2 separate regions of the Homo sapiens genome follow, and region 2 is linked to region 1. Evidence: chromatin contacts called from ENCODE Hi-C or POLR2A ChIA-PET data. All regions are on one chromosome and are shown on one strand. The core of a region is the stretch at or near the end of the contact, and the rest is flanking DNA. Distances in the headings are between cores, read along the strand shown. Region 1 has its middle 71 kb from the start of SLCO3A1. Region 2 overlaps SLCO3A1 (solute carrier organic anion transporter family member 3A1).

Region 1 (3,726 bases), core at 675-3,174:
TCTTAAACAAACAGTTTTCCCAGAAGTAAAATAGGGAACTAAATAAGATAAACTGTAAAAGGCTGCATCAGAGCACTGCTCAGTTGATGTTAGTTCCTGTATTAGTTATCTATGGCTGTACAACCAATTAGCCCAAACACAGCAGCTTATAACAGTATGCATTAGTTATCTCACACTTCTGGTAAATCAGGAATCTGGGTGCAACATTGCTGGATCTTCTGGCTTAGGATCCCACAGGCTACAACCAAGGTGTCGACGAGGGCGAGTCATCTTAAGACCTGACTGGGGAAGGATCTGCTTCCAAACTCACTCACGTGGTTGTTAACAGGATTCAAGCTCCTTGTGGGCTGTTGGAATGGGGGCCTCAGTTCCCCAGTGGCTGATGGATGGAGGCTGTCCTGTGTTCCTTGCCACGTGGGCCTCTGCAGCATGGCAGTGGGCTTCATTAAAGTAAGCAAACTAAGAATGCAAAACACACACAGAGAGAGAGAGAGAGAGAGAAAGATGGAAGTCATGATCTTTTATAATCTAGGCTCAGAAGTGACATCCTCTCCCTTTTGCCATATGCTACTCATTAGAAGCAGGGAGGTCTGGCCCGCACTCATGGGGAGGGAACTACACAAGGATATGAGGCCCAGAAGGCAGGGTGCACTGGGGGCCTCGCTTCAAGGCTGCATACCACCGTTCCTTTACTTTCCCATTTTGACTCATCCTCACCAAAAGGACACTGCCATGCATTGCTCTTCATTCAACTTATTTTATTTTCAGTGATTTTATAATGCCTATGCATATCATTTAATATTTCTGTAACTTTTCATTCAAATATTTACCTAGAAAGTATGAAGTATTCCCTTATGTGTACCTCTACAGCTTCTTTCCTTTGAGAATTTCTGATACCTTAAGATCAGTGATATAATAATTCTGCTACAGCCTCCTTTCTTCTCAGCTGCGATCCAGCTAATGAGCCACTGGGGGACCAAGGCTCAAGATCAGTCATGTATCCACTCCTTTCTGGCCCAGTGACCCCTCACACAGCATGTCTTTGGGCCTGAAGGTCATTCTATCTGTCCACAAACACAGAATAAGCCACCATCTAGAAACTGCCCTTAATTCACAATGCCATTCTCCCTTTGCTGCCTAGGAAGATGAGCTGTGCTGAGTTTCCCTTGCCCAACCCAGGAAGACCGAAGACAGGCTCTCAGTTCTGTGTCTGCCTATGTCTGTCTCCAGACCAGGAGGGCATAGTCTTCTCTTTCCTCTTGTGTTCTCACACAGTGCCATCAGTCAGGGCCCTGCACAGCTCTGCTGAGACACCCCCGTGGCCATACTTGTCCCAATCTCCAACACATGACAGTATAAATTCATGATCACCCAGAGCATCATAAACACAGCTCCATCTCAGGAAACTCAGAATGCCAAAGCCTCCTTCTTCTTGTCTCTTTTGTGCAGCTTTGCCCTCTATCAAAACTTTTGGACCTTCAGAGTGCTTGATGAGCAAATGAGAAATTGCTTAGATTGGTGTCACTTCATCACTTGCTGCTTGCCTGGCCCCACTCTGCCTCTCTCTATGTGTTCCCTGTCCACTGTTCTCTGTTGTCAGCCTCACAGCACCCAGAAGGAGCTATGGGCAGTATCAATGGTTGTCTCCTAGCTCCCTTAGGGTGATTGATACCTCTCCACTTTTGCTCAAGTTATCCTCAGTATCTCTGATGCTCTTCTTATCTGACGAGCTCTTCTTCTTCCTTTGGAACTCAGCCAGATGCCAGTTTCAGGAAACTAGGTCCTAATTATAAGCTTCAGAGTGGCCCTCGTGTGACAGAATATAGTGCCACCATATGACTTACTATATTCTATTGAAATGTGTTATTTGCACACTTACCTCCACGTGGGACTTTTGCCAAGATGGGCCCAATGCCAACGTTATTGCCTCATGGTTACTGGCATTATCTTATATCAACTACCCTAAAAACCTAGGCATTGTTTTTATTCTCACTTTGCACATAAGGAAACCAAGGTTAAGTAGCTTGCTGGAGGTCACGAGGTTAAGAAGTAGCAGAAGGAAGTTTCAAATCCAATCTATCAGACCGCAAAGTTCATGCACTAAACCATTAGGCTACACTGCCTAGTTCTTCTCCCCTCTTCCTCTCAGCCCTCAGCCCTCTGCCCTCTTCCCCACCCTCTTAGTAAGGGGGCCCAGCACTAAGTTGGCGCGTAATCAATGTTTGTCTAATACAATGGAGTTGGGCCCCGTTTTTTACAGATAAGAAAATTACATTCCTATTGCCTTCATCAGAGCCAGGAAAATGAGCAGGACTTTTTATATGTCGGGGTTTTAAATAGATTTATTTCATGTTTTCCTAAGTGACTGAATAATCATCATTCTCATCAATACACACAGGCACAATACAACCTGCAGATGAAAAGACCGTATACTTACAAAGGTAGTTTGTTGTTGAAATGTAAACATCTTGTGCTTACATGCCTCTAGATTCAGCTATGAAACACCTCAACCAGTCTAAGATGCATTCTTAAAAATGAGGGGGAAAGAATATTAACTACACTTGCAAAATGTACGGTAATTTGTAAGGTGGCTTTTAACTGTTGCTGAGTCAAGGCTGTTCATCTGCCATTCCTCACTGTCCCTTTAAATACCACTCTCTGTCACTTCGGTGAAAGGAGAATGATGTATATTTCTAATTATAACCAACCAGGCACTTCCACACTCTGTTTGGTTCCCTGCAGGTTACACTATTTGCCAATATCTATTTAATTGTAGCAATAACAGGAAAAACTCCCAAATCCAACCAGCTAGAAATTCTCTGGCTCTCTTCCACTTTAGTGGAATCAAATTTTTGCACTTGCGGTCATCTTTATATATGAGAGGAGAGTGAGGCTGGGAGAAACTTGGTGTTAAAAATAAAGCAAAGTTACAGACTCTCACTCTCTAGAGCTCATGGAAGATTCTGGCTTTTTATTATTAATGATTAGCATTGACACCATCCCCCAACCTCAAGAGCATGCTGAGGATCTTCAGGGAACTCCAGCTTGATCTGGGCAGCTGCCAGGGTTGACATCTATCTGAAGATTCTGTTCTCCTCCTGCCCATCATGTCAAGGTACCATGCAGGGTGAGTCAAAGTGAGTAGCATTGTGTGTCCACCCCCTGAGGCCTGCCTCCCACCCTGAAACCTTTGCCACCTCTCCCATAGCCACCACCTTCCTCTTTCCCATGCCTAAGGCTGCCTTGGCCCCTAAATACCCCCACCTGCCCCAACATTCACCATTGAGGGATGGGGGTTACCAATCAGCTACATCACTAAATTAAATACTGACAATATGCTACCAATAGGAGAACACCTTCTAGTTAGAAAATTCAGCTTTTCTTGATAATGCCCCTGCTTGTGAATCTAGCACAAAAGTCTCTCTAGGGACAGAATTCTAGAATGGTTAAGAATGTATTTTTAGGCAGATGGAAGCTTTTTAGAAAATCTTGGATTTGACTGCATCATAAATGGTGCAGGGATGAGCAAGCAAAGGGGAGGGGAACATGGGCTGTGCACTTTCCATGCCAAGCACTGTGCCAGAGTCTAAATTCAGAATATATCATTTCATTGCTACTCTCACCCTTTGGGTAGATATGAAGATCTATGTTCTTTTTTTTTTTTTTTTTTTTTTTTTTTTTTTGAGATGGAGTCTGGCTCTGTCGCCCAGGCTGGAGTGCAGTGGT
Region 2 (4,018 bases), core at 633-3,132, 300 kb after region 1:
TTTGAATGGAGGATCAGTTTTTGATGCACCGCTAGGGCCCTGGAGGAGAAGGAGAAACTGGGTTGAAGACCAGCATAAGCAAGGCCCATGCCCATACCAGACAGCAGTAGGGGCCATACTCGGTGCCCCAGAGGCCACACGGGGTACACCAGGCAGAGTTCTGTGCTGAGTGCTCACACTCGTGGCGGCATACAGTGCTGCTTTGGCTGGCTTTACGAGAGATTTGGGTTCTGTCACCATGCTCAGTGACTTTGGTCTGGCCACATTTGGTGAATGGCTGCCCCTCCACCTTCCAGGGTGAATATCAAATTGTGTCCATATTCTTCCTTTAGCCCATGTGCCCAGATGCATTTTTTTTGGGCGGGGGAAGGTAGGTATTTTTCATTTTTATGGATACATAGTAGCTGTGTGTGTGTGTGTGTGTGTGTGTGTGTGTGTGTGTGTGTGTGTGTATGGGGTACGTGAGATTTTTTGACACAGGCCTACAATGTGCAATAATCACATCAAGGTAAATGGGGTATCCATCATCACCTCAAGCATTTATCATTTCTTTGTGTTACCGACATTCCAGTGATACTCTTTCAGTTATTTTTAAATGTAAAATAAATTACTGTTGACTGTAGTCACCCTGTTGCAATATCAGATACTAGAGTTTATTCATCCTGTCTATATTTTTGCACCCATTAACCATCCCCACCTCCCCTGCCCCCTTCCCAGCCTCTGGTAACCATCATTCTACTCTTTACCTCCCAAATGCATTTTGGGTACCAGCTATTTCTTTGGTCAGTGCTGGTACCACTAGTGGTGCTTTTTTTTTTCTTTTTCTCCTTTTTTTGAGACAGAGTCTCGCTCTATTGCCCAGGCTGGAGCGCAGTGTTGTGATCTCGGCTCACTGGTGCGATCTTGGCTCACTGCAACCTCCACCTCACAGATTCAGGCAATTCTCCCTGCTTCAGCCTGCCTAGTAGCTGGGATTACAGGTGCCCACCACCATGCCTGGCTTTTATATTTTTAGTAGAGATAAGGTTTTCACCATGTTGGCCAGGCTGGTCCCGAACTCCTGACCTCAGGCGATCTGCCCACCTCGGCCTCCCAAAGTCCTGGGATTACAGGTGTGAGCCACTGCACCCAGCCCACTGATGGTGCTTTTTAATGAGAAAGTCTGGTCAAGGGCAGCAAGGGCAGAGGCTGGTTCTAGTCCAGGATTCTCAACCTGTCTGCAGGTAGAATCACCTGGGGACTTTGGGAAAAGCCCATTGCCTAGTGTGTCTTCCAGACCAGCTTCATCACAATCTCCAGGAGTGAGACCTAGGGATTGGTGTTTTCTTTTTACAAGTTTCTGAGGTGAATCCAATGTGCAGCCCAGTTTGAGCCCCATTGATGTATCTGATCTAAGAGGTCAACAGGTGCAGTAATGTGGGGAGGGGCACATATGCTCTGGCTCTGTCATGTACTGTGTGGATTTGGTAACATTAGTGTTTGGTTTTGTTTGTAAACTTTGTGATGGAGATAATTCTATTACACAGTGTCTAACACCTAATTTGTGCTCAATAAATGGTCACCTCCTCACCGTCTCCTTCCCTGTTCACCTCCTCCTCAGACATAAGCAAGGTCAGTTATGTAATGCTGGCAGGCTGTTGGCAGCAGGCACCAGATAAATGTGTATTGCAGGTTTCCTGCTGTTTATGGATCATGTTTTATTCATGCACATATGATGCAGAATGCTCCCTCTGAGGGGAGAACTTTGAGCCTGCAGATTTAAGATGTGGCAATACATTTATATAAATTGAGGAGACGAAGGCAAGTGGGTGATGAGAAACGCAAAGCCCTGACGGAGGGTTTCACAGGCATTTAGGAAGTGGAGGCCAAGGATGTTCAAGCAGCCTGGAATTGCTCTTTTTCCTAGGTCAGCACTGCCCTCTAGTGGGGCAGAGTCACAGCCAACCCGCGTTTCCTCCTCACTCCTCCCACTTGCGAGAACCATCTAGGGTTAAAATTACTCCAAGTCCAGCCAAAGAAACAGCCTAGGGAGACCAGCCATGCACGCCCCCATTCTTGGACTCATTGTTCCTGAAACACAAAGATAATTCTAGAAAGCTTCTATTCATGCCAGATATCAGAAGATTTGCATGCATTACATATAATTCTCACTGTTCTACAAGACTGATAACCCTTCTTCCCAGACTCAGAGTTGGGAAGTGAATCTTCCAGAAATTGAGAAATGTAACCAGGATTCCAGCCTGGTAGGAATCAGCCTTGGCTGATTCTCACGCCTTCACCACTGTGCCGTGATACCTGCTCTTTCTCTAGGAACTAGGTCCCGGAGTCCTGAGTTAAAATCCACTTCCACCATGTACAAGCTGTGTGACCTTGGTGCAGCTGACTGATCTCTCTGCGCTTCTGTATTCTCATCTACAAAAAGAGTCTCATAAACTCACCTTATCAAGGCATAGTGAGAATGATTGACCTTGAATAAATCAGAAGGGGCAGAGAAAGAGCTGAAGAAAATGACTGCCTCTGGATGGTAGGAAAACTGTGTTTTCCCCCTGCTGAATGCATTACTTTTATAATCAGACGAAATGATCACTTTCCTTGTAAAGAGGTAGAAGCCGTCACCCGTGTGTACCAGCCCTGCGAGATATTATAGGAGAGACCGTTTTCTTGTTTCCTCGAAGTTGAGTCAAGCAAATCTCAAGATTCCTCTAAAGAAAACCTCAGGCTTCCCCCAAAGGGATCTCTCATTTTGTCAAGTACAGAACCCTCAGCTCTGCCCTTCTGCTGCCCAGCTAGCTTGGTGCTGTCTCTGTCACTGCTAAGAAGTCAGGACTGACTGTCATGTGAGATCTCACTGTCCTCAGGTGCCCTCCCTTCCCACGTTCAGGAAGGGATCTGAGCAGAGGTTTGAGTGCAGGGCAGCGTGACTCCTGGGTACAGTAGGTTCTCCCTTCACCACTCTCCCAAGGACAGCTGAGAAGTGCCTGGTCCTTGCAGTTCCGTTCTATCAGCACCTGAAATTCTATTGCAATAGATAATTGTATTCTTCAGAAGTATGTTCTTCAGAGAATCGTATTTGTCTCTAAGCTTTCTGTCATTAGGAGAACTGTGTTGGGATTTATTAAAAATTACTCATAAGAAATAAGCCTTGTGCATAGAAACAGACGAGAAGGGAAGATCTAAATGCATGTCAGTGTTTCTGGGTGGTGAGAGATGGTGATTTGTGCTGTCATCTTTGTAATAATGATTGCTAAAATTTATTGAGCACTTACTGTATGCCAGGCGCTGTGGAAAGCCCTTGTGAGGCACTAATCACCCAAACCTCAAAACAATCCTGCGAGGTGGGTACTGTTAACCTCACTCACAGGTGAGAGTATGGAGGGCCAGAGTAGGTAAGTACCTTTGTCAAGGTCACACAGCCAGTGACTGCAGACCCTGGCCATGCAGCTCTAGGGTCTGTGTTCTTGGCCACTGTGTTATTCTGCCTCTCTACGCTTGGTTTATCCTCAGTCATCCTTAATGAGCATGTGCTGCTTTTAAAATGAAGAAAAGGGGTTTTGTTTGTAAATTAACTTACATGGTTCCAGGAATGATAAACGCATATGAAGAAAGACAGTACAAATATAATAATGCCTAAAGGGAAATATGAGAACGATGCTAATCCTTTACATGATCCTGTATTTTCCACATTCTCTAAAAAAAGCAGAGTTTACCTAAGTGATTTAAAACGTCATAAAAAAAGAAAATCCTGCTGTTAGAGGCACCAGTAAGAAGAACAAATAACAGCTGATGGTTTTTGAGAATGTCTGTGTTCCAGGAATTGATCAGAAGCATTCTGTGCACTACGTATTTGACCCTCAATAACCCCTTAGGAGGTAGGGATTGTTGTCATCCCATTTTACAGAGGAGGAAACTGAGGCCGAGGGAGCATTTGTACCATGCTCACAGACACACCAGTACAGCAGAGCCTTGACACCGATCCTCCCTCAAGGTCAGTAGTACCTCTCTGTCCTTTTCCACCCCA

The links. Hi-C counts contacts between places; a loop is a spot of excess contacts on that map. ChIA-PET counts read pairs that join two places held with the same protein, here RNA polymerase II (POLR2A). Pooled maps may share reads with other maps.
Region 2: a pooled map of heart right ventricle shows a loop between it and region 1 (2.4-fold over the local background). The contact joins two enhancer-like sites. A Hi-C loop is called at or near these places in 4 of 50 pooled maps. POLR2A ChIA-PET finds 5 or more read pairs at or near these places in 2 of 52 experiments (Panc1 and activated T-cell).

What each region holds. Positions count from the first base shown.
Region 1 is chr15:91,780,520-91,784,245 of GRCh38, forward strand. No RefSeq gene overlaps it. Among named protein-coding and RNA genes, the nearest start is that of SLCO3A1, 71 kb to the right of the region's middle. Within about 2 kb of position 1,925, at least 2 of the 41 ENCODE cell types and tissues checked have a DNase peak (open chromatin) inside an H3K27ac peak, as active enhancers do.
Region 2 is chr15:92,080,534-92,084,551 of GRCh38, forward strand. All of the region lies in intron 2 of SLCO3A1 (solute carrier organic anion transporter family member 3A1), which reads left to right. Among named protein-coding and RNA genes, the nearest start is that of SLCO3A1, 230 kb to the left of the region's middle. RefSeq lists an enhancer at 1,814-1,863. Within about 2 kb of position 1,883, at least 3 of the 41 ENCODE cell types and tissues checked have a DNase peak (open chromatin) inside an H3K27ac peak, as active enhancers do.